2 separate regions of the Homo sapiens genome follow, and region 2 is linked to region 1. Evidence: chromatin loops called from intact Hi-C (ENCODE). Cell type or tissue: K562. All regions are shown on one strand. Each heading gives the region's core, and the rest is flanking DNA. Links, peaks and the distances in the headings are about the cores only. Region 1 overlaps LINC01619 (long intergenic non-protein coding RNA 1619). Region 2 overlaps LINC01619 (long intergenic non-protein coding RNA 1619).

The links. A loop is a pair of places that touch in the nucleus more often than their neighbours do. Peaks named below come from ENCODE experiments on the same cell type or tissue, not always from the same donor. Only the 100,000 strongest peaks of a DNase experiment are listed, where the experiment ranks them.
Region 2: it touches region 1 in a loop (8-fold over the local background); 30 of 110 quality-filtered maps call a loop at or near these places.

The regions. Positions count from the first base shown.
Region 1 is chr12:92,002,420-92,005,232 of GRCh38, forward strand. All of the region lies in intron 1 of LINC01619 (long intergenic non-protein coding RNA 1619), which reads right to left. Among named protein-coding and RNA genes, the nearest start is that of LINC02404, 130 kb to the left of the region's middle. In K562, for the core only: no CTCF peak of the experiment used is centred there; DNase peaks (open chromatin) are centred at 422 and 1,512.
Region 2 is chr12:92,136,143-92,138,955 of GRCh38, forward strand. All of the region lies in intron 1 of LINC01619 (long intergenic non-protein coding RNA 1619), which reads right to left. Among named protein-coding and RNA genes, the nearest start is that of LINC01619, 5.3 kb to the right of the region's middle. In K562, for the core only: no CTCF peak of the experiment used is centred there; no DNase peak of the experiment used is centred there.

The DNA.
Region 1 (2,813 bases), core at 217-2,716:
AGTTCAATCTTCAAATGAGTTACTATTTTTGGATTTGTGAGCCCTGGAATATGCTGGTGCTGGTAGACACACTGGGTTGGCTAAGTGTTTATTCAGTCCCAGGCAACTCCAGGTGCAGGTAGAGAAGGTGCAAATATATCTTATCTTCCAAAGCCATTTACTCAGGCTCCCCCCTCACTTCCACAGGCAGTTTTCTTTTATGAAATACCAAAAATATCAGATTATCTTCAAAACTAAATAATTCTAAACCTCCCAGTTTCCCCAACTCATTCCAATTCTCCCTGATTATTTTCTTTTTGCTTTGCATTCCTGTACTACTTAGCCTTACCCTTGTTCGCAAAAGACCAAAGTGTAAAGCAAAAAAATTAAACAGTGAAGTACAGAGGCACCAAGGCCGGAAAAGATTAGATTGCTCAGAGGCACAGTCTGCTTTCAGAGATGATAAGCCCTGAGTAGTTCTTCTGGTTAGTTTTTCAATGGCTGAATTTTTTTGGCTCTCTGGATACTGCTGGAGACTTCAGTTTGTTAAGAGCTAACCCTGGACTCTCTCCCGTTCCTGCCTGCATGTCAATTCATCTTATTTCTAATAAAGCCAATTCTTATTTTTCTAACTTGTTTCCAATTCTCAAATGTAGCTCCAAAGAAAACAGAAAGTAATTAAAATGTCAACACTTCCCTGAAAAAGAACATAAACTCTCTTTGGATTTTCTTCCCATTGGAAATGTTACTTTTCTCCAAGGTGCCTGGGCCCCATGTGTGGCAACCAGCTGTCACCCACAGCAGACCCATCAGGCAATGCACATAAATCCCCTCTGTTCATTACTCTCGTTTGCATTTCTTCTTCTTCCTTACCATTTTCCAAATGGAGAGATCCTATAAATGAAGTACTTATGCCTGTCTCTTATAATGGACTAATATCTACGCCAATGTAATATATCCAAATTGTATGCAATATGAAATAAGCTCCAGCAGCAATAAGCTATTTAATCTAATGTGGAAAAAGCAATGTGGAGCCTAACAGCTTATTATTTAGTGCAGTGCAATAAATTAACTAAGCACCATTTTGCATAATAAGAGCTGATTATTCCTTTTACCTTCATTTGGATTGGTTTGGATGGGTTATGACTGTCTTCAGAGTTAATCGGGTTTATGTGAAACAACTTCTTTTTTAAATGTATTCCATTAAAGAATGAAATAAGGAAGAGCAAACATGTGCCATTATTTTGCGATTGGTGTTTTTGAGGTTAGTCTTTTAGAAGAAAATTCCCCATTAACAGGCAAACGTTGTGACCATTGTCCCAGAACTCTTTAATTGGAAAGAAGCCAATATTTGTCTCCCTTCTCACCCTTTTTCTACTTTTCCCTGTAGATTCCTGCCATTCCCTTGACTCGATTTTTCAAAGCACTTTTAGTAAAACACTTGGTTTCTTCTTTCCAGTATCTCTCCAACCCTGGCCTCTCTCATCCCCACACCCAATTACTTAGCACTTTGAGGTACATATCAGACTGATCAGCACCACTGGTCAGTAAGTGCAGCCGTTCTATCTAGTGTTACAGCCAGACCTCCCACCAAAGGTCTCCAAAATGCATCAATAAGTATCAAAACACATGTCAACAACAATGGCTGCAGCAAATCATCATAACTAGCATTTTAGAGAGCTGAACATGATGCTAGCACCTTAAAGAGGCATCTTATAGTAACCCCATAAGGTAGATATCATCATCATCATCCCTATTTTACAAGTGGAAATTGTGTCTGATCAAGATTAAATATGAGGGCTTGATTCTGAATAACATCAAAATCTTTGTAACATGTTATATTATCTGCTGGGGGGTAAAAAATAAAACATGTTAGCGAAAAAGTCTCTCTCTGTTTCTGCATTACTGTCCAGGGAAAAGCAATTCAAAGTGGGTGTCCTATCTGCAGTGAGGCCAAACCTTCAAAATCACTTAGATGAGGTTATTTTTACAGTACTTAGGATACATGTGGGGTCTGCCACCTCTGCCCTTTATAGAGATTTGCATTCCTTTTCTGGATTAATAAACTGCTTGAGGTTAGGACGTGTATTTTCTACACAATAGGACATCAGTGTGGTATAACGTCTGAGTCAGAAAATCCTAGGTTTTTGGGTTTTCTTGTTTGTTTGTTTGCTTGCTTGCTTTAGAGACAGGGTCTCACTCTGTCCCCCAGGCTGGAGTGCAGTGGCACAATCAGTTCACTGCAGCTTTGACACCCTAGGCTCAAGTAATCCTCCCACCTCAGTCTCCTGAGTAGCTGGGACTACATGGATGCACCACTGCACACAGCTAATTTTCTAATTTTTTTGTAGAGTCAAGATCTAACTATGTTGCCCAGGCTGGTCTCAAAGAAAATCCCACTTCTGGGATCAAGTGATCCACCCTCCTCAGCCTCCCAAATTCCTGAGATTACAGGCATGAGCCACTGCACCTGACTGAAAACCCCAGGTTTTAATTTTGGCTCTATTTACCAGTAACTATAGCAAGCTCTAGTCTGCTTAAAATAAAAGTAGGTAAATATACCTCATAGAGCTGTTAAAGACAGTAAATGAAATAACATAAACACATAGCACAGGTGATAAAATCAATAAATTCTAGTTCTCTCTCTCTCTCCATACTCATTCCACCTCTAATATCTAAGCATCAGTTTTCTACACATGGAAATATTCCATGGAAGTGTCAAGGACAGTAAAGTGTGAATGAAAGCCTGACTGAAACTCTTTCCTTGCATTATTTTCTCTTAACGATAATTCATTGCCACATATTTACCCGTCTCACCAAAATGATATTTTTAA
Region 2 (2,813 bases), core at 241-2,740, 130 kb after region 1:
GAAGTAAACACACTGCTGGTTGCCAACGCTTTAAAAAGAGATAATACTGTTAACAAGGCCTATAAAAGCGAGGTGACCATATGTCCTGGCTGATGCTTATAGTCTGTGTTTAATAATTAACAGCACCCTCTTTTACTCTCAAGAATCACGGTTTGGTTGATAAAATTCTCAAATTTTATCAACCAAAATGGTCACTCAAATGGTTATCAATCAAATGGACACGCTACCTGTAAAGCCCCACGATTTGGCCTCACTCCCATTAATTTCTCTCCATTCCAGTTTCACTGGTCTTTGTCCAACCCCTCCTGTTCACCATTACTCTTGAGCCAGGTTTTGTGCATATTCCTCTCTCTCTCTCGCCTGCCTTCTCCACTTAAACCCCTACTCATTCCTCAGATCTCAGCTCAAGTGTCCCTTCCTCTGGGAAACCTTTCTATGGCAGTCCTATCTCTCTATTAGAGCTCTCAGGACACCACTTCACCACTTCCCTTTTCCTCAGCATGTCTCAGATCCAGCCCAACATTTGTTGGATAACCCTCTCTCTGCCACTAGGTTCCAAGCTCATTGAGGGCAAGCACAGTGACTATTTTTGCAACCCTAGTGCTTATCACAGTACTTGGCACATGGAGGGACTCAACAAGTATGTGTTTAATAAATGAATGTAAGAGATATAGGTGATAGACACAAGACAAAACACCACTTGTATATTAATGACCAGAAAATATCTTAAGAAAGTTAAAAAATAACTGAAAGACTTAAAGGGTAGTGGAAAAAAGTGCAAGAATCTGAGAGGGAAAAAGAGCTTGTATCTAGTGATATTACCTAAGAGCTCCATCCTTAATTGTAACAATGACTACCGGCTTGAGAGAGAGAAATATTCCTGACAACACTGGCCACCTAACCCTTGTTTTAATGGGTTCCAAACTCTTATTCTTACATCACAATCTTAAACATTATAGGGGCACACTGACTGACTTATAAGGCTACACACATAGGTTCAAGCATGGCCTGAACCACACACGAGCTTTAAGATGCAAGACTTCTGAAAGGGTCAGAGGCTGATTTTCCCTAGAAGTCTCTTCAGGTTCAACAAAGAATGGGTCCTTTGTTTCCTATAGGATTGCAAAATAAATTAGCACAAAGCTCTGCTGGCTATCTACTTCCCTGATGTAAACCATAATGCTATACAAGCCCAACAGCAAGCTATTCAATGAGGATATCTGCACACAGAAAAAGCAACTTGAGTATAAACTAAAAGAATCCGTGATCACTGACTCATTTATGACTGGCTAGGGGAAATCAGTTACATTATTAGTGATTCAGGCAAACATTGCATCAGGTTACATCACAGGAAGAAACTCAAATTCAAACTGACAATTTATAAAAAGGCTGCTTTTCTTTGCAGTAAAGGAAATACTCACACCACTCTAGATTAAGAAGATTGAGAACCACTGAGTTCTGTTTAAAAATCACTGTTTGAAAATCTCTTGCAAAAGCATGGCCAAATACCAATGGTTTGAAGGACTAAAAACCCTGGGAAAAGTCAACTTCATATAGCAAAGGGTTGTTGTGAGGATTAAAAAACATAATGGAAGCAAACATGCTTTGTACAGGGCTACATTGCTATATATGTTCGGTTGCATTACTCCATCTCTCAACTTAAGGTGTCTTCAATATAGACAAAGGATCTGAAGGACTCTTTTTTTACTGAGAAAATAGCTCTGAAAACCACAATGTTAGGCACACAGCTCAGGAAAGCTCTATAAAATAAGATGCAAGGCCTGTGTTGTCTATTTCCATCCTTCACAATGGAAAAGCAGTTCATTTTCCTTCCTATATTATTGTATTTCAAAAACGCAAGTACATTTCTTGCAGCTATAGGCTAAAGCAATCTTTCAAGAAACTCCTAACAATCATACTATGATCAAATTGTTAAAACACACACACACACACACACACACAAGAAAACAATCAGCTATATTTTGTTGGCCTCCATGATAGAGTATTCAAATTCCAAGAATCCAAACATTCACTAGCTATATGATTTCATGTTTACCTTGACAACAAATGACTTGTCTCCATTATTACACAAGGAATGATGGGCTCAGAGAGGCTAAGCAACTGGTCCAAAGTCACAAGTTGGTACAAGTCAAGATTTCAACTTATTGGTCTGAGTCCCAGACTAGTATTCTTTATGCTAAATTCCAACTGCCTCTCAAAGAAAGGAGCCTAATTGTAGACTGCTATATGCCTCCGGAACATAGTGAAAGAGTTTCAAGGCTGAAAATAACCAAAGATGGCCAACTCACAATGAGAAGTTAAAATACATGTTCCAACAGTGTAAAAGAAGGTAGATAAATCATGCATCACAATGTAACAATAGTTAAGAGTTTGGATTCTGTGATCAGAAAAGCCTGAATTCAAATTGTGAATTAGCTGTTTACGAGCTGTCTGGCTTTAGGGTAAATTACTTAAGCTCTCTAAGCCTCAGTTTTCTATCCATAAAATGAAGATAAAAAATACTGACCCACTTGCCAACCTCATCCAGTTGTTGGAAGGTCAAATTAGAATATATATTGATAACTTGAAGACTCACAAGTACAATTTGTGGGAAATACAACTCCATTTAGTCTACTGACTTGGGACAAAACTGCCATAAATCAAGACAACTACTAGAAAGTGTACTCAAATCTGCTCATAAAGCAATTGTCAAGTCTAATCATTTTATGGCTTATGGTCATTTATGGAATCTTCTCAAATAAAGTCCAATTTGTTAGTCATCTTTTCCTTCAAAAATTTAGGGATGGCTCAGA